2 separate regions of the Homo sapiens genome follow, and region 1 is linked to region 2. Evidence: read pairs that join two places in POLR2A ChIA-PET (ENCODE). Cell type or tissue: OCI-LY7. All regions are shown on one strand. Each heading gives the region's core, and the rest is flanking DNA. Links, peaks and the distances in the headings are about the cores only. Region 1 overlaps TASOR (transcription activation suppressor). Region 2 has its middle 43 kb from the start of SPATA12.

Region 1 (8,000 bases), core at 1-8,000, 370 kb before region 2:
CCAAGACTGAGCCACTGCACTACAGCCTGGGTGACGGAGTGAGATTTTGTCTCAAAAATAAATAAATAAATAAAAAGAGCAGGAAAGTGAAAAGTGAGGATACAAATACAGATTGCTAAGAGCAAAAGTGTAAAAAGACACTGATCTGACTAACCTAGACTAAGACACTGATCTGACTAACCTAGACTAAGACACACTGAATCTGAAGAGACAAGTTGCTTAATAAAAAGCATAAGAATATTCAGTTCTGCCATAATCAGAGGAGCAACAGTAACACAAAACGTGGATTGTTATGTCAACTTTCTATGAATGCAAAAGAACTCATTCTGTGCTTATCAACTAGTAGTGTGAAGATCTTAAAAATCTAGATAAAAGTGTTTTAGCTGACTTGCAATATTGAAACAAACACACTTAAAACAAGCGCCTTACATGTCTATCTTTTTCTGTCAACTAAAACAAAACAAAGGAAAAAAGAACAACAAAAAAAGAAAAACCCAAAGATATTCCTGGATTCTTGGGGTAGAAAAGAGTATGTGTATGCATATTTTATTTTCAAATTCAGAAGGTTCCTTTTCATTATGCAACAGCCTAAAAGATACTACTATTCTGATATTATACTTCTTCAACTATAAAAATAAAGGAATATGGCCAGGCGTGGTGGCTCACGCCTGTAATCCCAGCACTTTGGGAGGCCGAGGCAGGCGGATCACGAGGTCAGGAGATCGAGACCATCCTGGCTCACATGGTGAAACCCCGTCTCTACTAAAAATACAAAAAATTAGCCGGGCATGGTGGCAGGCGCCTGCAGTCCCAGCTACTCGGGAGGCTGAGGCAGGAGAATGGCATGAACCCAGGAGGTGGAGCTTGCAGTGAGCCGAGATCATGCCACTACACTCCAGCCTTGGGGAGACATCAAGACTCCGTCTCAAAAAAAATAAAGGAATATAAAAGGACAAGAGTTCTGATTAGTATTATTATGTCATGTTAACCTAAACCAAACAATTTAGAAATCTGATGTACCAGGGCAGGAATTGTAAAGTGTTTCCTGTACTGGGCCAGGTAGCAAATATTTTAGGCTTTGTGGGCCATACAGTCTCAGTGCCAACTCTGCCATGACAGCATGAGAGCAGCTACATACACATAAATAAATGGGCATGGCTGTATTCAAATACAACTTTCTTTACAAAAATAGTGGACAGGCTGAATTTGACCCTCAGGCTTTAATTTATACGCCCCTCTGCTACAAGAAAGAACAGAACTACTTTATTTTTGGCTGTTATAAGAGCAATCTGATATTTTACCTTCATACAGATGGCAATTTTCAGATAAATTACTGGTTTTGGCGAGCTTTCTCATATTTTCAGGTAGATCCTCAAGCTTCCTCTTCAAGACAGTTTTGCTTCTCATATCTTCTGTGTCTGAGTCCCCACCCACACTCTTTTTCCTACACTGAATTAAATTAATCAATTCTTTGACTCTATCCTTATCATAATCCAAAGAATGAGATGATCTTTGCTTTCCAGATATAATGGCTTCACCTCTTGAGTTATTTCGTTTTCCAAATTTCATTTTTGTACCATTCATTTCTTCTTCTTGACCTTCATAATCTGAAAGTGGACTAAACTGCTGAAGTTTTCTATTTTCTTCAAATAGTTCTTTTAATTTACAAATAGGTAACTGATACACTTCAGGCCGAAAAATATAGGCATGCAAACAAGTATCAATATGGGATTTATTTCTGGGAGCTGAGTATAAGAATTTTTTATCATCTAATCGTGAATCATATGGAAACATAATAAACTCTCGTTTACCTGAACCAAAACCTCGCTTAAAAAATTCACTTACATACTTTTCAACAACAGAATGAAAATTTATGGCGCTTATATTTTTGAATTCCTTTCGACACTGAATCAAAGAAAATTGTAAAAACTGAGCTATTTTTAATACATCTGGCATGCTCTCATGCCTCTCCTGTGGTGCTGCATTGGTTGAACCTTTTTGTGCTGTAAATAAAACAAACAAACAAAAAAGCAAACCATGTTAGCAATCAAGAAACTAATCAAATACAGATCTAAATATTGCCAAAGAAGTATAAAAACATTTATACATTAATGTTGAACCAGACGAGTATGTACCCTAGTACATATATACAATATAGCAAATATATGAATAGCATGCTTGTAAAGTCCAGGATCCTAAAACAGGCCAATAAGAAACTAAAACAAATGAAAAAGCAGAACACATTTTTAAAGGAAAAATCACCCACTCATTGAAGATCTCACTTCCTACTGCCCCCAGGAAATTCAAATAGTGGCAAGCAATATGTAAGAAGAAACAGAGACAGAACAAGATCTGAGGCTCCAAGCAAAACAGTCCTGCATGTCATCTCTTCCTCTTATAAAGTAGTAACTAACTTCACATGAACAGATATGTAGATGCTGAGTAGCCACAACTGAGAAACTCATCCTTAATCCAACAGTGAAATAAAGCCATTAGTGGGAACTTTAGCTTAATACACAGTATTAAAGTTCATTCTTAGAAAAGGTGGTTAACAAATCTTGTCTTATATCAGTGCCAAAAATTCTCATTAATTTTGAATTGCCTAATATTTATCCTGGCAAATGATGCTTTAGAGTTACTAAAATTTGAATGCAAAATTGAACTAAGCTAAAAAATAATCATACAAAACCCTCACAGACCGGGAATAGTGGCTCATGCCTCTAATCCCAGCAGCTTGGGAGGCTGAGGTAGTTGGATCGCTTCAGGCCAGGAGTTCAAGAACAACCTAGACAATATAGTGAGATCCTGCTTCTAAAGAAAAAAAAAAAATTTAAACTTAGCTAGCTGTGCTGGCGCACGCCTGTAATCCCAAGCTACTCAAGAGGCTGAGGCAGGAGGATCACTTGAGCCTAGGAGGGAGGGCAAGGCTGTATGTAGTGAGCCATGATCGCACCACTGCCTGGGCAACAGAGTGAGACTCTATCTCCAACAGAGTGAGACTCTATCTCTAAAATAAATAAAAAGTAACCATCATAACTAAGCTACAGTACTATAACAATTATAATCAAGCTTTATGAGAGCACTGATAAACACAAATTAATTTTTCATAGTTAAAAAAAATCGTCAGCCAGGCACAGTGGCTCATGCCTGTAATCCCAGCACTTTGGGAGACCGAGGCAGGAGGATCACTTGAGGTCAGGAGTTCGAGACCAGCCTGGCCAACATGGTGAAACCCCGTCTCTACTAAAAATACAAAAAAATTAGCTGGGAGTGGTGGTAGATGCCTTGTAATCCCAGCTACTCAGGAGGCTGAGGCAGGAGAATCACTTGAACCTGGGAGGTGGAGGTCGCAGTGAGCTGAGATCGCGCCCCTGCACTCCAGCCTGGGCAAGAAGAGCAAAACTCTGTATCAAAAAAAAAAAAAAAAAAAAAAAAAAAAAATTCATATAATTTGTGTCTTATATTGCTAATACCTCTTAACCCCCAGTATTTCCTGAAACATGAGGTAAGAAAGACAAAATGTTTAGTGAGTTATCTGGAAAATTTCAATGAAATGTTAAGTATCTATAAGTAACCAGATTTAGATATTCAAAGAACTTACAAGTAACTATGCTTCTAGGTTCTTGAAATAGAAACAAAGCATGTAGGACTCGAGACTTGGCAGTCTGATATTCTAAAAAACAGAAGCCAAACTCATTAGCAATGTGTTTTAACTAAAAAGTTAAGAAAGAATTGTAAAAATTTATTAAAGAGAGACCACCTACCATATGGAGGAACCATCTGATAAGGGGAGAGAAGAAAAAGGTATCCTCGGTCTCCCAAAGGTTTAACAAGAACCTGTATTTTGAGGGGAAGGAAGAAGTTGTATCTGCTTTATTATTATTCACCATAAGGCAGACACACAGCATTTTCTACTAATTGTAAAGAAAAAAAGTTCTTAATCATCTTTTAAGAAAAAATATTGCTAATGAATTAGTTAATTCTTTCTACCAACTCTGCTGATTAACAGGATTCCAATCAAATAAAAATTCCTTGGTTTTCATAACATTAATGAGAAAATGTTACTGAAAGAACTCCCCTAACTGCAAAACCACGTTAATTTTTCCCTGAAGCTAAAATACAAGGACCAAGCTAAAGACTTCAATTTTCTTCATCAGTTCAAAAGACATGTTTATTAATGGCCAAGGTAATGTGCTAGATGCTAGATACAAAACATGCTTTGAAACACTGCGTTGCAAGAGTTCAGACTAATCACAAACCCAATGTGTTGCCATAATCTAACTGCACACATATTACATGAACACTTTTCACATGTAAGGGAATTTGCCCAGAGATATCCAAATACAAGCAACACAAGATCCTTGATCACGAGAAGTTTATAATTAGGTAGAAAGAGTACCACAATAAATACCAGTAATTACATAAGACAGAAAAGTTCCCTAAGAGATTTACAAAATAACAGAAATGGAAAAATACAGTTTGTTTACGGTAGTAAAAGATGGTCAAGAAAGGTTTACTGAAAGTGTATCAAAAGTGGATTTTGAAGAATGGGTACACTGACAAGAGCCTGAGATTGTAGGAAGGACATTTCAGTAGAGGCAACACCATGAGCAAAGGTGAGTTGTAATGGACAGTTTACAAACATCACAATATTTATCACTGGCAACAGGGTGAGGACAGACTAGGATAAATGTATAAGACAAGTCGGGAATGAAAGATCATGGGTTAGCTGTAAAAAGACCAGAAGCCAGGCTGGCCAGGAATGTCCTTGAGAGCATATCCCTTTGAGCTACTGTTTCCTTAAAACAACAGTAAGAAAGAAGACTTGACAGCACAGTGCAGGACGCAGAAAAACAATCTAATGCAAAGAATTTATTTCAGGGGCTACTGCAATAGTTCACAATGTTTTGGGTAAATGAGAAACTGAGCATGGCAACTGAACACAAAAGGATATCTGAGCTCTGAAAGAAAACTCGTACTACCTAAATTCCTACTAAAACAATTCCAGTAAACAACGCCTGTATAAAAACTAATAATTCAGAGGACAAAAAGTAACTGTGCTACTAATTCACATTTAATAAAAACATTGTTTGCACACTCAAAAGTAAAGTGGTATTGTGTTTGGGGGTTTCAGGTAGCTTAGTTGACCACTTTCTCCAGGGTCAACTTCTCCTTCAGTTCAATCTGTGCCAAAAATGAGTCTTAGATACCTGGTACTCAAGGAGGTTATTTTAGTGGAAGCAGGCTGGTGGTATGGGACAGATAAAGTCATGGGGTCAGATGACCAAATGACTAGGTCCATCTGAAGACCATTCTAAACTTTGGGGAATCTTTCCCCATTTTTACTGCCTGGATTCCATGAGGGTCAGTTATCAGGTCTTTCTTTTATAAAGGAAGTTCAAATATTCTTGTAAGGGTAAACTTTGTTGTAAGGTTTCTAATAGTTAATCTGTGCTGAGGTGGCCTTGTTTCCTAAAAATCCCAGGGCCAAGGTTAAAAATCCTCAGGCCAAGTTACATCATACTGCTGACATATAGTATTGGCCCTGCAAGATATTTAACTGGGTCTTACGGCTACCATTTATAGCCACGCTAAGTCTCTTAGAGTATACTACAAGCGGACAATGTACCTGAAAATTTTGTTTCAAATACTTTTATCCAAAGTATTTTAGATAATATACTTCTTTTAATATTTTGTTCAAACTCCTAGTTGATGAAATAAAAAGTTACGAAGCACAAGATTTTCATGTTTTGTGCTCACTGACGAAAACCAATTAGATGCCTTTAACCTCTCACTCACTCCAAATACTAGGTTTTATAAATTCCACTACCAGTAACCTAAAGATTCCTGTATTTTAAGGGGGCCCAATGTTTCCAGAAATCCATGGAGTACAAGCAATCTATGATCAGAAACAACACTAAGGCTGACAGAGGCTTCAGCAGTTATATCTGTGGCTTCAGCCCAATGAAATCCATTCAACTCTGCAGAAAAGAAAAATCCTGCAAATTGTGCTCCTGTTGTCTCTATTTTAGCTGTTTGGTTATTCTTAAAAAAAAAAAAAGATATTAATCCAATCTCTGGGGTTTTTAAATTAGTTTATTCTACTATTTTAAATTTCCAGATAACATTAAAGGTATTATAGCACTCCCCCACCCCCACAAAAAAAGAGTTAGTATAAATACATGTACAATGGGCCAGGCGCAGTGGCTCATGCCTGTAATCTCAGCACTTTGGGAAGTCGAAGTGGGAGGAGGATTGCTTGAAGCCAGGAGTTGAAGACCAACCTTGGCAACACAGCAAGACCCCAACTCTACAAAAAAAATTTTAAAAGTTGTCATGTGTGGCGTCATATGCCTATAGTCCTGGCTACTTGGAAAGCTAAGGTGGGAGAATTGCCTGATCCTGAGAGTTCAAGCTGTGAAGCTGTGATTGTGCCACGCACTATAGCACCTCAGCCTAGGCAACAGAGAGTCCTGTCTCAAAAAAAAAAAGCTTAGAAGGAAATAAGCTACACTAAAGTGAGATTCAGCAGAAAAAAAAAGATTCAAACACTCAAAGGCATCAAAAATTGGAATTATCAGATGCAAAAAGGAAAATAATCCACTATGAAATCTTTAAAGACATAAAATAATTGGAAGAATTAAAAACATTTTCAAGCAAAAATGTTTACGCTAATGTTCATAGCACCATTATTCATAGTAGCCAAGAAATAGAAATAACTGATAAAAGAACAAACAAAATGTGGTATTATCTACACAATGAAAGCATACTGGGCCATAAAACAGAATGAAGTTCTGATATATGCTACAACATCAATGAGCCTTGAAAATTATGCTTAGTGAAAGAAGCCAGGCACCGAACGCCACATATTCTTGACTCTATTTATATAAAATGTTCAGAGCAGATAAATCCATAGAGACAGAAGTAGATTAATGGCTGTTAGGGATTAGGAAGGGGGAATGTACAGTGAATTCTGAGATGAAAATGTTCGGGAATTAGATAGTGTTGATGTTGCACAACAGTGTGAATCTACTTTTAAAAAAAACATAGAATTATATACTTTAAAATGGCTAAAATGGCTGGGCACGGTGGTGCACACCTGTAATCCCAGCACTCTGGGAGGCCAAGTTCAAGAACAGCCCAGGCAATATGGCAAAACCCTGTCTCTACAAAACATACAAAAATCAGGCAGGTGTGGTGGTACGCACCTGTAGCCCCAGCTACCCAGGAGGATGAGGTAAGAGGATCACTGGACCCCAGAAAGTCGAGGGTGCAGTGAGCCAGGATCACACCACTGCACTCCAGCCTGGATGACAAAGCAAGACCCTGCCTATTTAAAAAAAAAAAAAAAATGGCTAAAATGGTTAATTTTATGTTATGTGAATTTTATTTCACTTAAAAAATATAGGCAAAGAATACCGGAATATAATGTGCACCTCCTAGAACTCTGCCTGGCGTATGATAGGTACTCACTAAATACTTCTGAAAGACTTAACAAGAACCTGCTATAAAATAACCAGGCAGATCCAAAAAAATTCAAATGTAACTTTTAAAAATAAAAAACATTCCCTGTGAAATTAAAAACACAATAAATAAATAAAGCAACAAATAAGACACAGCTAAATACAGGATTTTTAAACTAGAAGATAGTTATGATGAAGTTACTTAGAATGCAGCACAGAGAAACAAATAGATGGAAAACATAGACAAGGTTAACAGACGTGGAAAATATGCCTCTTCAGAGTCCTAAAAAGACAGGCCAGGCCGGGCGCAGTGGCTCACGCCTGTAATCCCAGCACTTTGGGAGGCCGAGGCCAGTGGATCACCTGAGGTCAGGAGTTCACAACCACTGGCCAACATGGCGAAACCCTGTCTCTACTAAATACACGAAAATTAGCCAGGTGTGGTGGCACACACCTACAACCCCAGCTACTCGGGAGGCTGAAACAGGAGAACTGCTTGAACCCGGGAGGTGGAGGTTGCAGTCAGCCAAGATCATG
Region 2 (16,416 bases), core at 3,160-11,159:
CAATTCTGACACTGCTCATGCAAGGAACCTAGAGCTACTTCTAAAGTTCCCCGGACCCTCTGACCTCTATGGGCTGTCTCGCACAACCCGCCACCCCTTATCCCAGTCCCTCAGCCCCTCAGCCAAGAATCCATGTTTGGGACCCATGACAGTGAGGCTAGAGGCGGGTGGATCTCTGAGCGGGGTGGTAGCTACATCTGCATTTTATCAGCCTGCTGGACAGGCCAGGATGTGAAGGGTGGCTGCAGGCCTGCCAAGTTGCTGGAGGAGATTAAACAAAAAGTGAGCCACACTGCTGCGGGAAACAAATGAGAGTGCGTGGAGAAGACTCCCAGCACACCCAGTGTGTGTCTGTGTGATGGAATGCCAGGGTAAGAAGATGGGACCTTGTTCCACATCTCTTTAAAGGAACCACACAAGCCAAGAGACACAGGATGGAATCTCAGTTCTCAAACCAGCCCATCTCATTGGAGGTGGTAATAATAATCATGTTATGATTAATTAATAATAATAATAGTGAGCAGCAACACAGCATGACAGCTAACATTTAGTAAGCTCTTACTCTGTGCAAAGCATGGGTATTCTCGTCATACCCATTTTAAAGATGATGAAACAGAGGCACAGCAAGGCCATGAACTCAAACAAAGTCACACCGCAGCAAGTGGTGGAGCAGGAACTGGACCACAGGCAGCTGCCTTCTGAGCCCGGGCTTCTGACCTCAGGGCTTTCTCCTGTCTCTTTTTAACATGCAGGCGCCACAGCACACATACCTTAGATATTCAGAATTCAGGGACACACCTTGTCTTCTATACCCTCTTCCATTATTAAAAACCACAGTGGGCCGGGCGTGGTGGCTCACGCCTGTAATCCCAGCACTTTGGGAGGCCAAGGCGGGCAGATCACGAGGTCAGGAGATAGAGACCATCCTGGCTAACATGGTGAAACCCCATCTCTACTAAAAATACAAAAAAAATTAGCCGGGCGTGGTGGCGGGTGCCTGTAGTCCCAGCTACTTGGGAGGCTGAGGCAGGAGAATGGCGTGAACCCAGGAGGCAGAGCTTGCAGTGAGCCGAGATCGCACCACTGCACTCCAGCCTGGGTGACAGAACGAGACTCCATCTCAAAAAAAAAAAAAAAAAAACCCACAGTGGAATTTATTTACATGTGCACTCCTCTATATGTGACAACTATGTACATTGACATCTACATATACAGGTTATTTTACAGGGTTGTACATACAAAACTATGCATGGTTTGGAGGATTTATGCATTTTGAAGATTAATTTTGACTATCTATAACCTGTACCTGACATGCCAACTTTAGGTGTGTAAAACTCCACTGTTCACAGTCAAAGTGTCTGCCTCCTCAGAGCCCTGACTCCCAAGGAGCCCACCATGGAGAACCAAGGACCCCAGTGTTCATGGAAAGGCCTGAATCATGGGGAGACTAATCTTGAAAAATAGACTTGGGCTGTTTTACAAAATACACTTTACCCCAAGGAAGAGACATTTGGACCCTTGTTCATCGTCTGCTCACTCCTAATTTACACACACTCCACTAAGCTTAGAAAGAAAGATTAAAAGCAGCAAAATTTGAAGAAAGAAATGAGCCAAACACAAAAGGGTGTTAACAGGTGGCACAGGAATCTCCAGGAGGGAGACCAAAAGGAAATTGCAAAGCAGACCCAAAGTAGACTTTAGTATGAGGGGAAATGCTCCCGCCCGCTTCCATAGTTAGTGGGAGCACCCCTGCGTGTAGGAGCTATGATGAACATGCAACCGGCGAGGGAAAATCGGAGGGAAGGTGAAACTGGGACCGGAATGCAGCCTAATGAAGAAACAGAAGCACAGTTGATGAAAACAAAGACGTTTTTGGCACAAGGAGGCAAAGTTAAACCGCCTGGAACTTACAGGAACATGATGGTGCTAAGCACATGATCTAAAACAACGATTTCACCTTTTTTCTGCCCTAGCGGTGAACTCCCTAAAGATTTCCCACGGGGCACACTGATGACAGCAATCCAAGTTGGATAGAGTTGCTCTCAATCCCCACTGCCCACATTCAAATATATACGTCTCCTCTTTTGCCTTTCCACAGGACATATGGCAATGTCTGGAGATATTTTCTTTTGTTACAAGGGAGTGGGGTGAGGTGGGTGCTACTGGAATCTAGTGGGGAGAGGCCAGGGATGCTGCTGAACATCCTCCAATGCACAGGACAGCCCCCCACCTTCCCCCGCCACCCACAGCAAAGAATTCTCCAACCCAAGGATTCAATAGTGTCAAGGTTGAGAAATCCTAATCTAAACCAGAGCAAAGGCAGCAGGTATGGATTTGACACCAGAAAGAAAGGTGTCCTAATACTATCACTTATTTACCTGCTGTGTGACCTGAAACTTTGGTCTCCTCATCTGTACAAGGAGATAATCACTCCCAATCCCTTACAGCTATGCTGAGGATTCATGAGACCTGGCTTTTGAAAGTATTTTATCACTGCAGGCCTCACTCCATCTTCACTGCTTCCCAGTGCTCGCAGGGCCTCTGATTTGCACTATGAGGAAGGAAGAAGGTGGTGGTGAGGAGAAGCGGTGGGGTCTGGTTAGGTGGAAGAATGGTCAGCACTGACTGGCCCTGGGTCCTGGGTGGTCCTTGCTGAGGATTCAGACTCCCTCATAGGATACTCAAGAGGGACATGTGCCTTCTGAGGGAACTTGAGGGGCTGCTCCCAACGAGCTGTGCCAAGAAGACTGAGGTTGAGTATGAAATGGGGTCTACAGGAGATGGCCTCGTGACCTGCCTCAAAACCCAAGAGCCACTACCATTATTACAACAATGCAATCACAATAACAATATTAAGAATGGCCAACATTCATTCAGCACTTAAATCTGTACCTGGTCGTGAACTAAGCCCTCTTTTGTTATTGTTGTTGCTGTTGTTGTTGTTTTGAGACAGGGTCTCTCTCTGTTGCCCAGGGAATGCAGTGGTGTGCTCTTGGCTCACTGCAACCTCCACCTCCCGGGTTTAAGTGATTCTCTTGCCTCAGCCTCCGGAGCAGCTGGGATTACTGGTGCCCGCCATGACACCTAGCTAATTTTTGTATTTTTAGTAGCGACGGGGTTTCACAATGTTGGTCAAGTTGGTCTCGAACTGCTGACCTCAAGTGATCTTCCCACCTTGGCCTCCCAAAGTGCTGGGATTACAGGCGTGAGCCACTGCACGTGGCCACTCTTTGTAGTTTATCAATTTAATCCTCACAACTGACATAGAAGGTGGGTAGAATGATTATCACCATTTGACAAGTGAACTAAAGTCACTTACTCAAGGTCTCACAGTTCAGCCAGAACTAGGTTTTGCACCCAGGATTCTGATGCCATAGTGAGAGGTGACAGTGTGCTGGCAGCCGTTGCTCGCTCTTGGTGCCTCCTCAGCCTTGGCGCCCACTCTGGCCACACTTGAGGAGCCCTTCAGCCCACCGCTGCACTGTGGGAACCCATCTCTGGGCTGGCCGAGGTGAAGCTGGCTCCCTCTGCTTGCAGAGGGATGTGGAGGGAGAAGCATGGGCAGGAACCGGGGCTGCGCACGGGCTCGCAGGCCAGCGTGAATTCCGGGTGGGTGCGGGCTTGGCAGGCCCTGCACTCCTGCTGGCCCTGGGCAGTGAGGGGCTTAGCACCCGGGCCAGGCTGCGGAGGGTGCACCGGATCCCCCAGCACTGCCGGCCGGCCTGCCTGCGCCACACTCGAATTCTCGCTGGGCCTCAGCTGCCTCCCCGCTGGGCAGGGCTTGGGACCTCCAGCCCGCCATGCCTGAGCCCCCCGCCCTGGCGGTGGGCTCCTGTGTCGCCAGAGCCTCCCAGACAGGCACTGCCCCCTGCTCCATGGTGCCCATCCCATCGACGGCCCAAGGGCTGAGGAGTACAGGCATGCGGTGTGGGACTGGTAGGCAGCTCAGCCCCCGGCCCTGGCATGGGATCCACTAGGCGAAGCCAGCTGGGCTCCTGAGTCCAGTAGGGGCTTGGAGAACTTTTTATGTCTAGCTGGAGGATTGTATATGCACCAATCAGCACTTTGTGTCTAGCTTGGGGTTTGTGGATGCACCAATCAGCACTCTGTATCTAGCTAATCTGGTGGTGACTTGGAGAACTTTTATGTCTAGCTAGAGGATTGTAAATGCACCAATCAGCATTCTGTGTCTAGCTAAAGGTTTATAAATGCACCAATCAGTTCTCCGTGGCTAGCTAATCTGGTGGGGACTTGGAGAACTTTTGTGTCTAGCTGGAGGATTGTAAATGCACCAATCAGCACCCTGTGTCTAGCTCAAGGTTTGTAAATGCACCAATCAGTGCTCTGTGTCTAGCTAATCTAGTGGAGACTTGGAGAACTTTTGTGTCTAGCTAAAAGATTGTAAATGCACCAATCAGCACTTGGTGTCTAGCTCAGGGATTGTAAACATACCAATCAGCACCCTGTCAAAACGGACCAATCAGCTCTCTGTAAAATGGACCAATCAGCTCTCTGTAAAATGGACCAATCAGCAGGATGTGGGTGGGGCCAGATAAGGGAATAAAAGCAGGCTGCCGGAGCCAGCAGCGGCAACTCTTTGGGTCAATTTCCACTCTGGGGAAGTTTTGTTCCTCTGCTCTTTGCAATAAATCTTGCTGCTGCTCACTCTTTGGATCTGCACTGCCTTTATGAGCTGTAACACTCACCGCGAAGGTCTGGAGCTTCACTCTTAAAGCCAGCGAGACCACGAACCCGCCAGGAGGAACGAACAACTCCAGACGTGACCCCTTAAGAGCTGTAACACTCAGCGGGAAGGTTTGCAGCTTCACTCTTGAAGCCAGCAAGACCACGAACCCACCAGAAGGAAAAAACTCCAAACACGTCTGAATATCCGAAGGAACAAACTCCGGACACACCATCTTTAAGAACTGTAACACTCACTGTGAGGGTCCGCGGCTTCATTCTTGAAGTCAGTGAGATCAAGAACACACCGATTCTGGACACAATAGTGCACAGCCTTAACCACTACAGCACCTTCCTTCCAAACCACGCCCCTTCCATCACCACCCCTGTTCATCACAACCTGGACTCCCATATTCCAGAAGAAAGCAGGAAATCGAGCCAAATATGTGGTATAATTCTATTAAAATATTTACTGTGCATATGCGTACCAATGCAAGAAGGAAATTTCTCACAATACTCACTGATTAACAGTATTTAATGATCAGCAGAATTAGAAAACTATATTTCTTTATAGTTTTCTAAACTTTTCAGTTTTTTTACAATAAACAGATTAACAGTTAACATAGAAAGTAAAATTACAAAAGCAAATATTTATAAAGCTTGTTAACTTTTTTTTTTTTTTGAGACAGAGTCTCGCTGTGTCACCCAGGCTGGAGTGCAGTGGCGTGATGTCAGCTCACCACAAGCTCCACCTCCCAGGCTCAGGCCATTGTCCTGCCTCAGCCTCCTGAGTAGCTGGGACTACAGGCGCCCGCCACTGCACTTGGCTAATTTATTTTTTTGTATTTTTACTAGTCACGGGGTTTCACCGTGTTAGCCAGGATGGTCTCGATCTCCTGACCTCGTGATCCTCCCGCCTCGGCCTCCCAAAGTGCTGGGACTACAGGCGTGAGCCACTGTGCCCGGCCAAAGCTTGTTAACTTTTTTCATGTACTTTTTTTTTTTTTTTAGCAAAAGTCTGCCAACAACCTGAAATTATTAATTGTCTAAACCAGAGGTTGGCAGACTAGGGCCTGAGGGCCAAATCCAGCCGTCTGCCAGTTTACATAACGTTTTACTGGTATACAGCCACGCTCATTCACTTATGTAAATGACTAGGACTGCTTTTGGCTACAACTGAGTTAAGTAGCCACCTGCAGACACATGGTAACACTATACCCCGTTTCTAATCTGACCTAGAGATAAACTTCTTACTCTCCTACCTCTAAACCTTCCCTCACAACATGTCTCTACTTGTTTTGCTACAGCCCAAAATGGATATTCTAGGAAACCAATGAAACTGAAGCTTAGGGGCCCCTCACTTCACAGGACCCTCCTTAGAAAGGTGTATGTGCTCTTACAATTTTGTAAAATTCGGAAAGGGATATTTAAAAATTCTTTTTATTTTTTCTCTGTTGCCCAGGCTGGAGTGCAGTTGCAGGATCATGGCTCACTGTAACCTCAACATTCTGGGCTCAAGCTATCCTCCCGCCTCAGCCTCCTGGGTAGGTAGGACTGCAGGCGGACACCACCACGCCCTGCTAATTTTTTTTTTTTTTTTTTTTTAGTACAAACGAAGTCTAGTTATGTTGCCCAGGCTGGTCTCAAACGCCTGGGCTCAAGTGATCCTCTTGCCTCTGCCTCTTAAAGTGCTGGGATTATAGGCGTGAGCCACTGCACCTGGCCTTAAAATTCTTTTTCTTGAAAAGGTCCCCCAAATTATATAAGTTTCAGACCCTCAAAATGGATCTACCTGTATCTAAAGCCCTAGACACTTCGCCACCCTTGTTACATTTTCAAGACCACAGCATGTTCAGTGGTGAGACAAGTCTTGTTCCCACCAATTCCCAAGCAGCACTGGCAATGATGAACTCTTGGATCTCCAATCCCCAGATGGCCGAATCTTGCAGACAGAGACCACAGAGGCAGGGGTCCACCTGGGTGCGTCCTCATATCCAGCAGGAAGTTCACAGAGCAGACCATGCCCCTACAGGACCCTAGTGGCACTCACACCCACACAAGGAAAAGAACATGCACAACTATCACACAACTATCTTTCTGCCATTTGTGACCTCTACTGAAATCCACCTTCCAATCCAATTTATGTATTTCGTGATACAGAGCCTCAGACATCACAGCACATCCAAGTGGTAAGACGCAGGCAGGTGGACTGAAACTGCTTTCTAAAAGGTAATGCTGCTTGCAAGAATGACAAAAACGGCCAGGCGCAGTAATCCCAGCACTTTGGGAGGCCTCGGTGGGAGGATCATGAGGTCAGGGGTTCAATATCAGCCTGGTCAAGATAGTGAAACCCTGTCTCTACTAAAAATACAAAAAAAAAAAATTAGCTGGGCGTGATGGTGGGCGCCTATAATCTCAGCTACTCGGGAGGCTGAGGCAGAGAATTGCTTAAACCCGGGAGGCGGAGGATCCAGAGAGCTGAGATCGCACCACCGCACTCCAGCCTGGGCAACAGAGCGAAACTCCGTCTCAAAAAGAAAAAAGAATGACAAAAAGGAGATCAAATCACATAATGTCCATGCAAATGTTTTATTATTTTAAAGACTTCTCGAATGTGTGGAGAGTTTTTCAAAATAGCTACCGTTAGGATGGAAAATTTACATCAGCTGGTGCTAAGCACAGTTGTCAATCCAAATGCCCACCCACACCTCTGAGTTGGTGCACAGTGTCCTTCACTCTCTTGCTCTTGGTCCCCCCCAGGTCTATTCTTATATCCCCTTTTCCCTGGTGTGGGGGAGGGGTCTTCTTTGTGGAGTGCAGCTGGCGGTTATGATAAGCAGGTGTCAGGACTTTGAAAATGACCTTGCCCATCAGCTGGTGGGAACCAAGAAGACAAGGAAGTCACTGTGTCACTGTCTGCCGGGTCTCAGTCCCCGAAACAAGACACAGTGAGGCCTGGTGGGGGAGAGAGAGGAAAGCTTTCTCTCTGTCTCTCTCTCTCTCTCTCTCTCTCTCTCACACACACACACACACACACACACACACACACGAGTCACCAAACAAAAGGAAATGCACACAATGTCACCACTAAAGAGCAAAATAAAAACTCAAAGGTGAGGATTAAGTGTTTCCTAAACAGCAGAGGTAAACCAAGGAGACTGAGGCTTAGACAAATCCAGGGAAAGTCTGCATTCTATGCGTGGAGTTGGCAAATTCCATCAGGAGAGAGTCAGCAGAGGTTGGGGGAAGGGTAGGGATGTATATTCACCCAAGGCTGATTCCAGCGCCCAGAAAGCCAGGGCCATGTAAATGGCTGTTACTGTACCAGTCCCTGGAAAGGTTCCAATACCCAGGACATGCTCTGGGAAGAAAGAGAATGTCCACTAACCCAGTTTCTAATTAAATGTGGGTTAACTGGCACTGCTCCCTGCAGCTCAAGGGGCCAATTGAGAGCTAAAAGGAGCGTTTTTCAAAATAAAAAGGCCGAGCCCACCAAGCCAGCACTTTTTGTTTTCTCACATCCTTTCAGTTGCTCAACTTGACCCTCTGCTAGTTGGGTTGACTCCTTGGTCCTTGAAGAAACAAACCCTTCCCTGCCCCCACCAGCTCCACGTCTGCAAGGACAGAGATGCCCCCTTGGCACACGTTGGATTGAACTCTGTTCCTCCTTTCCCACGATGTCGTCACGGCTGCCCAAGGATGAGTCACTGTGAAAGCCACACATTGTCCCCAGTGGACAAAAGGCTGGACCCAGGAGAGTGGCCCATTCACGCTTCTCCAAGAGCTAACCAGCCTCTTTCTACAACATCCAAAGGATGCTGCCTGATGCTGGGAAATGGTTAGTCTTCTCTCCCAGCTCCCAGTGCTAACATGAATAGGAAGAGAAACGAGCTTGGAAAAAAACTTTCAGTGAAGTGCAAAGAGCACATGCAGTAGTTACGCTGTGAAAACCAAGGCAAAACTTCATTCAAGATGCTTAAAAGCCAGGTGCAGTGGCTCACGCTGTAATCCCAACACTTTGGGAGCCCAAGGCAGGTGGATCAGTTGAGGTCAGGAGTTTGAGACCAGCCTGGCCAACATGGTGAAACCCCATTTCTACTAAAAATAGAAAAATTAGCTGGGCGTGGTGGCATATGCCTGTAGTCCCAGCTACTCAGCAGGCTGAGGCAGGAGAATCACTTGAACCTGGGAGGCTGAGGCTGCAGTGAGCTGAGATGGCACCCCTGCACACCAGCCTGGGTGACAGAGCAAGGCTCTGTCACAAAAAAAAAAAAAAAAAAAACTTTAAAGGCCAAAAAGGAATATAGATCAATTTGTTAGTAATAATAATGTCACATTTTCTGCACATCAACTAAGGCACTGGGCTAAGGAAGGGTGTTGTTTGCATTATCTCATTTCATCCTCAGAACTACTCTATAAGGTAGGTCCTATAATTAGCCTCATTTTACATGCAAGGAAAGCAGAGCAAAGAGAGCTTAAGTAACTTCCAAAAGGTCACACATCTGGCCAGTGGTACAGTCAGGATTTGAACCAGAGCAGTCTGGCTCCAGAGCTGTGTTCTTAAATATACCATGCTATCATTAATTAATAAACTAATTTATAATGATTAAAGTTATGCTAAAGTGTTCACATTTGGGGGAGGTTGTGATGCTTTACGTTTATGTCGTGTCTCACCTTCCCCACACCAAAAAAGTCACAACCTGGCTTTTCCCATTTAAAGACAGTATCTGCCAGGTAGTGTGCTGAGCATGTGACATGTATCATCTCATTAATCCCCACAACCAATAATATGAGGTTGGTGCTAATATTATTCCTTTTACAGATGAAGACATCGAGCTTCAGGGAAGTTAACATCCTTGCCCAAGGTCATAAAACAAAGAAGGAATTTGAAGCCAAGAATGTCAGATTCCAGCATCTGTATTCTTTCCATTATATATGCCATCTCTCGCAGAATTTCAAGATTTTCCAGAAAAAAAAAAATTAACAGTATCATGAAATGAGGGATGAGAATGACCGAGTCCAATGTTAAGCCACCTGGATTCATTGGGTAGCAAGGACCACAGTGGGTAGCTGGCCCATAAACCAGGACCATCCTCCTGGCCTCCAGCCTACATCACTGGATGGGTGAACTGTGACAAATCACTTATCTCTCTAGACCTTGGTTTCTTTATTTATAAAAGAGGAACAAGAGAGCAAGGGGGACTTCCTGAGTCTCAGGTAGACCAGGGCACTCCCAGAGGGCTCTGTAGGTGGCCATTTCTCCTCCATGGATGGACGCTTCCCACCTCCCTTCCCGGCACAATTCTTCAGGATCAGGTTTCTTATTTTTTCCCTGGACCCAAGTGTGTGCACCCAGGTAGGCAATGGCAAGAAAGTCACAGTCTTTCTCAGCCTCGGTGTGTTCCTAGGGAGGAGATGAGGAGGGGAGGGAAAGAAAGGGGGCTCGAAAGGAGCTGGAATGGGGGCAGAGTGCTTGAACAAGTGCTACACCTGATCCCAGGAGGTGTAAACATATGCAGAAAAGCTTGTCCCTTAAGTTGGCATGTGTGTCAGATATATTTACACCTCAATCAAATTAAAATAAAAAATACTATTTGAAGAGATGCCACATCAGATCAGGCAAGATTTTGTCAAATTAAAACTTTGCTACTATAAAGGCTCTATATTAAGTATGTAACATCCCATCCAAGACACCTTTTTAAAGGCATCTACCTTCTAAGTTCATTATGAAAAGGGAACAATAAGGAATTGACAAGAAGGATTATTATATGTGGCTGAGAGGCTGGGGGTAAGGGTGAGCTTGGGGAAATCTTTTCTTTAATAATCAACCCTCAAGGTGCACGGATGATGCCTTAACTCTCTATTTCCATCTATTTTCATGATTGATTGATTTATGAACGAGACAGAGTTTCACTCTTGTTGCCCAGGCTGGAGTACAATGGTGCAATCTCGGCTCACTGCAAACTCCACCTCCCAGGTTCAAGTGATTCTCCTGCCTCAGCCTCCCAAGTAGCTGGGACTACAGGCGAGCGCCACCTCGCCCAGCTAATTTTGTATTTTTAGTAGAAACGGAGTTTCACCATGTTAGTCAGGCTGGTCTCAAACTCCTGACCTCAAGTGATCTACCTGCCTTGGCCTTCCCAAGGGCTGGGATTTCAGGTTTTCATGCCTAATTTAGTGGAGCAAATAAAGCCTGAAACTTCAGGTAGGGACTTAAAATCCTGATGCTGTCACTGATTTGCAGGGTCCTGGGGCTGAGTCAGGAATCATGGCTCCCTGCCACCTCCCCTCTCACTTGTGAAAAAGGACAGTGAAGACCACAAAGGGGATCGCTGGCCCAGATGGCATGAACATCTGGGGTGTCTGCCACCCAGCATCCAATTCCCTGTGTGTGGGTGACAGCACCTGGCCTTCCCATTGGGGGACCACCCCTCCCTCACTCTCCATCCATGGGTTCAGATGAGGCTGACTCCATCCTCCACCCCCGAGTTCCAGAGTTCCAGGAGAGAGCACGAAGCCCACGTTGTGAACAAATCTGAGTTCACTCGGGAAGCTCTGCTGGAACAAGTGGGAATAAGCTTTCACTCCATAGCTGGAGTCAAATGCCAGCCTGGAGTTGGTGGTATCACAGGGAGGAAACGTTCCTGAGAATGATTTCAACACAGAAGAAAGCAGAGCCAAGAGAAGGGCAGAGTGACAGCAAGGCCTAATCGACACTGAGCCCCTGGATCCCACCATGCCTGAGGCTATCTACTGTCGGACCTTCCATTCCTGTGGGCCATTACATTCCCTATGGAGCTTGATCCTGAATGAACTGCATTTCTGTCACTTGCAATAACATTTCCTAGCAGAACCACTGCATAGAATCCTAAGTCTCTTAGTTATAAGGGATACTGGTGGCTGTACACCCAGCAGCATTTTGCAGATAATAAGCATTCAATAAATGTAAGTTGGTCTAATGGATGAATGGTTTGTTCATTTCCTCTAGCTTCAATGCCTCAAACAGAAGGAAAGCTATCCTGTCAGTATTACTCTAAGCCACAGGATAAACCAAGTACATCTTCATGGAGTACTAATTTAAATGACAGAAAGTAGCTCCATGCTTGAAAAGCACAGCTGTAACCAAACATAGACACCTGTGGTTCACCCCAGGAATGAAAGGATGGGTCAACATTAGGAAATCTATCAATATAATTCATCTCATTACAGAGTCAAAAGAAAAAACAAAAACAGATGTCTCCTTAGATGCCAATCTTGTTGAATTCCAACATATATTCCTGATTGAAAAAAGAAACTTTTAACAAAACAAGAATGGAATGAAACTTCCTTAAGAGATATAAAGCTCAAACTGAAAGCCTGCATCACATCTCCTAGGGAAACATTAGCGCACTCCCACTGAAGTGGGTACAAAGCAAGAGGAACTCTACATACCACCGCTAGTTAACATTATTCAGGAAGCGGCCAGGCGCGGTGGCTCACACCTGTAATCCCAGCACTTTGGGAGGCCGAGGCAGGCAGATCATGAGGTCAGATTGAGACCATCTTGGCCAACATGGTGAAACCCCATCTCTACTAAAATACAAAAAATTAGCCAGGCATGGTGGTGCGTGCCTGTAACCCCAGCTACTTGGGAGGCTGAGGCAGGGGAATCACTTGAGCCCGGGAGGCAGAGGTTGCAGTGAGCTGAGATCATGCCACTGCACTCCAGCCTGGCGACAGAGGAAGACGCCATCTCAAAAAAAAAAAAAAAATTTATTCAGGAAGCATTTACCAATCCAATTAGAAGACAAAAAAAGTCATACTGACTAGAAAGGAAGGGAAAACAAAATTGTATTAATTTGCAGATGATACAATTATATGTCTGGAAAAATCCCTCCCTACAAAAATATAGTAATAATAAAATAAGATCTGCAAAACTATTAGAGCAAACAGGAAAACTAGATAATATTAATCAACATGAATAAAAGAAGTTGGCTGGACATGGTGGCTCAAGCCTGCAATCCCAGCGCTTTGAGAGGCTGAGACAGGAGGACTGCTTGAGTCCAGGAGTTCAAGATCAGCCTGGGTAACCCAATGAGACCTTGTTTCTACAAAAAAATTTTAAAAATTTAGCCGGGCACGGTGGCATGTGTCTGTAGTCCTAGCTACTCTAGAGGCTGAGTCAGGGGGATTGCTTGAGCTCAGGAGTTTGAGGCTGCAGTGAGCTATGATCACCTCACTGCACTCCAGCCTGGGTAACAGACACTGCCCTGTCCAGTCACCTGGGGAAGCCCAGGAGGTCCCTGTCTTTGCCAACAAAGGAAGAGAGGACCCATCTTTCAAGACATGACTCGCAATAGCAGGGCTGATCAGACTGATCCACACGTGTGACCATCTCATCACCCACATCTGTACTGATCTGAATGTCATTTTTGTCTCAAAAAAAAAAGTTATTAATCAATAGCTTTCCTATATACAAAAAAAAAGAAGCATGAATACATGCTGGTGATCCAGCTAACATAAATGATTATTCCAGAAAAACATTCCTTCTTGTGCTCTGCCACATTTCCTCTTCTCTACTTGTGTGAATGTTGGTGGCATGCTTGAAACTCACAGCTGTACCCAAACATAGACACTACCAACCAGGCACTTATTTTGCCTAGGCTCAACCATCTCTGTTGACTGGGAACCAATCTCCCGAGACTGCCCTGTCCAGTCACCTGGGGAAGCCTAGGAGGACCCTGTTTTTTGCCAACAAAGGAAGAGAGGACCTATCTTTCAAGACATGACTCGCAGTAGCAGGCTGATCAGGCTGATCCACACGTATGACCGTCTCATCACCCACATCTGTACTGACCTGAATGCCATTCTTTGTCCAAGCTAAGCCCCTGGGCCTTAGCACATGCTGTCCCTGATGCCTGCCATGATTTTCCTCAAGAAGGCTGCAGGGCTTGCTCTCTCAACATTCAGGTCTATGTTGAATGTTATTCTCTCAAAAAAGCTCTCCCTGTGTCTCTATGTAAAACTCCACCTGCTTATGCTCACCCTATCACATACTCTATCTTTCCTCACAGCATACACCACCAGCTAATGCCACTTCACACATCTGTTTATGGTCTGTCTCTCTCACCAGAAGGTAAGCTCCATCAGGGCAGGGACCACCACATCCGCTTCATTCACTGCAGTATCCCTATCCCAAACACAGTCCCAGATGCACAGAAGGGGCTCAACAGATGTTAGTTTTATAGGTGGATGGATGGATTTGTTCAGTCCCCAGATCCACTCTCAATTCTACCACCGAATATTTTTCATGAGTTCACCTCTCTCCATTGGTTATCCAAGCTATCCACTCACTTATTCTCAACAGGTATTTATGACCTCCATCATCTCTCTCCTGGATGGCTACAATACCCCCAGCTGGTTACTTAGCCCTGAGTTTTGCTTCCCTCCAAATCTTTTTCCCACTCTAGCCAGAGATCTTTTCTCAAAATGCAGATTTAATCAGATTTAAGAAGCCATTTAAAACACTTCAGTGGCCTCTTGGGACCCTTAGGACAGAGTCTAAGCTCTTTACTACCAAGGCCAAGAGGACCCAGTGTTCCCAGCCCAGAGGACTCCCAGGCCCCTGCCATATGACATGATCCAGTCTCACTGAGATGCTGTCTTTGCTTCCGGCACATCACATCTCTGTGGAGTCCGGACCTTGGCACACACTGCCCCTTCCACATGGTTTGCTCTTTACCTGGCTATCCCTCACAGATGCTTCCATTTTCTGTCTGCTACTTCCCACGGGGAATGTTAGGTCCACCCCAAAGGGACTACAGATCCTCACACTTCCCTGTCACATGCTCACTGCCCTGGGAATAGCTTGTTTAGGTCTGTGTGCTCCTGTACTATAAGATTCACAAGAGTCGGCCTGTGCCATTCACAGCACCCAGAACAACGCCCCCGGCACTGAGTAGACACTCGAGATAGACTTCCTTGACTTTAATTTAAATCATGCCTTCTCCAAATTGGCATGGGGTTGGTTTCTTTGTGTCACATCTGATGCTGCTTTGGGCACCCCAATGCACCCTTCATACTCCCTTGAGAAAACAGCAACACACAGGTACATGCTTACACTTGCATACACACAGCACTCGGGAACCCACCACTCCCCAAAGTGCCCATTCCACCATGACATTCTAACCTTGCAGAAATCTTCTTTCCTGCCTAATGTTATAAACAGAATATTGAAGCTTCCTACATCAAGAACACTCTACTCCAATTTGACCTGGATCTATCAAAAAGAAGGAAAGATATTAAAAAAAAAAAAAAAGTAGGGGGCTGCCTCTGAAATATCTCCCTTAGCCACCATACCTGGAAGGCCAATAGCAAACAGATTCAATTTTACTTGACAATCTTAAAAAAAAAAATCAGAGCTATACCTGTATATGGCTTATTTCTGTAATAAAACAAAAAAAAATCCACTTTGTGTAGGGTAAGAGCAATTTTGTTTTTTTCTTTTTTTGAGACGGAATCTCGCTCTGTCGCCCAGGCTGGAGTGCAGTGGTGCGATCTCGGCTCACTGCAAGCGCTGCCTCCCGGGTTCACGCCATTCTCCTGCCTCAGCCTCCCAAGTAGCTGGGACTACAGGCACCCGCCACCACACCCGGCTAATTTTTTGTATTTTTAGTAGAGACGGGGTTTCACCACGTCAGCCAGGATGGTCTCGATCTCCTGACCTCATGATCCGCCCGCCTCGGCCTCCCAAAGTGCTGGGATTACAGGCGTGAGCCACCGCGCCCGGCCAAGAGCAGTTTTTTATTACAAATGCTTATCCTTGTTAATAGTTGTTAGAATTATGGTCAATATAATATCTCAATCTGATCTAAAACAAAACAAATGCAGGCTAATGCCTTCACCAGCGTGTCAACTGAGCAACACCAGCATGGGTTATCCTGACGTTGGAGTGATGTCACCCACGAGGGCCTCTCACTGCAAATGCTGCACCTGGACTCCACCCTTGAGGCTTCACTTGAAGTTCATGGAACTGGAGGACCAAGGTAAATGGCACCGCAAAGACACACCTAGACAAACACAGAACGTGGATCTGACTCTTCAAAACGCTAGTGCCATGGAGGGCAAAAATAAAGGAGGGATCTGTTCTGGATCGAAGGAGACTAAAGAGATGAAATTATCAAATACAGTGCTTTAGCCAGGAATGGGCCGAGATGAGTAGGGAAAGGAAAAGGGGTTTCGGAGCAATGGAGGGACTCTGGATCCTGAAGAAGAGTTAGGAGACAGTATTAGTCATAAAACTTCAGAGCTGTGAAAAACCATCACCATCTTTACAATGACACAATGATCCACGATTTACCAAGGAATTTCATGTGACCTAGTCCCACCCGCTCACTTCAGAGATGAGGAAACTGCACTCAGAGGAGTGGCTAGACTCTAGCCCTAATGCAGTGGGTTGCTGAAGTTGGCACACACTGGGAAGAGTGATTGCACACATCTCAGTGACTCTGTGTTAGCATGTTGAAGTTGGCCATGGTGGGAGTATTTACAGAAGTAGGCAAATGCTACAAGTCTGAGCTTTTTCCCCTCAGAAACTCATTTGCCCTAACCCTTACCCTAACCCTGTCCTAAAGCCAGACGTGAACCTAGGCCTCCCTCCAGCCATTCAGGGCTCCTTTCCATCACCCTTGTTTTTGCTCCCTCTTGAGTCCTCTGCCCCTGAAAAACCTATGCCAGACTGCAAAGTCCTCCAGG

Evidence for each region. ChIA-PET counts read pairs that join two places held together with the same protein. Peaks named below come from ENCODE experiments on the same cell type or tissue, not always from the same donor. Only the 100,000 strongest peaks of a DNase experiment are listed, where the experiment ranks them.
Region 1: POLR2A ChIA-PET joins it to region 2 with 10 read pairs; 2 of 35 experiments call an interaction of 5 or more read pairs at or near these places.

The regions. Positions count from the first base shown.
Region 1 is chr3:56,645,221-56,653,220 of GRCh38, forward strand. TASOR (transcription activation suppressor) reads right to left here. Exons shown (of 24, transcript NM_001365635.2): 12 at 3,765-3,837; 13 at 3,602-3,673; 14 at 1,302-2,003. Among named protein-coding and RNA genes, the nearest start is that of TASOR, 34 kb to the right of the region's middle. In OCI-LY7, for the core only: no CTCF peak of the experiment used is centred there; no DNase peak of the experiment used is centred there.
Region 2 is chr3:57,009,334-57,025,749 of GRCh38, forward strand. It overlaps a transcript of ARHGEF3 not described here. Among named protein-coding and RNA genes, the nearest start is that of SPATA12, 43 kb to the right of the region's middle. RefSeq lists an enhancer at 5,714-6,479. In OCI-LY7, for the core only: CTCF peaks have their summits at 6,739, 7,640 and 7,842; DNase peaks (open chromatin) are centred at 5,448, 5,838, 7,578, 9,868 and 3 weaker places; H3K4me3 peaks cover 4,883 bases; H3K27ac peaks cover 5,985 bases.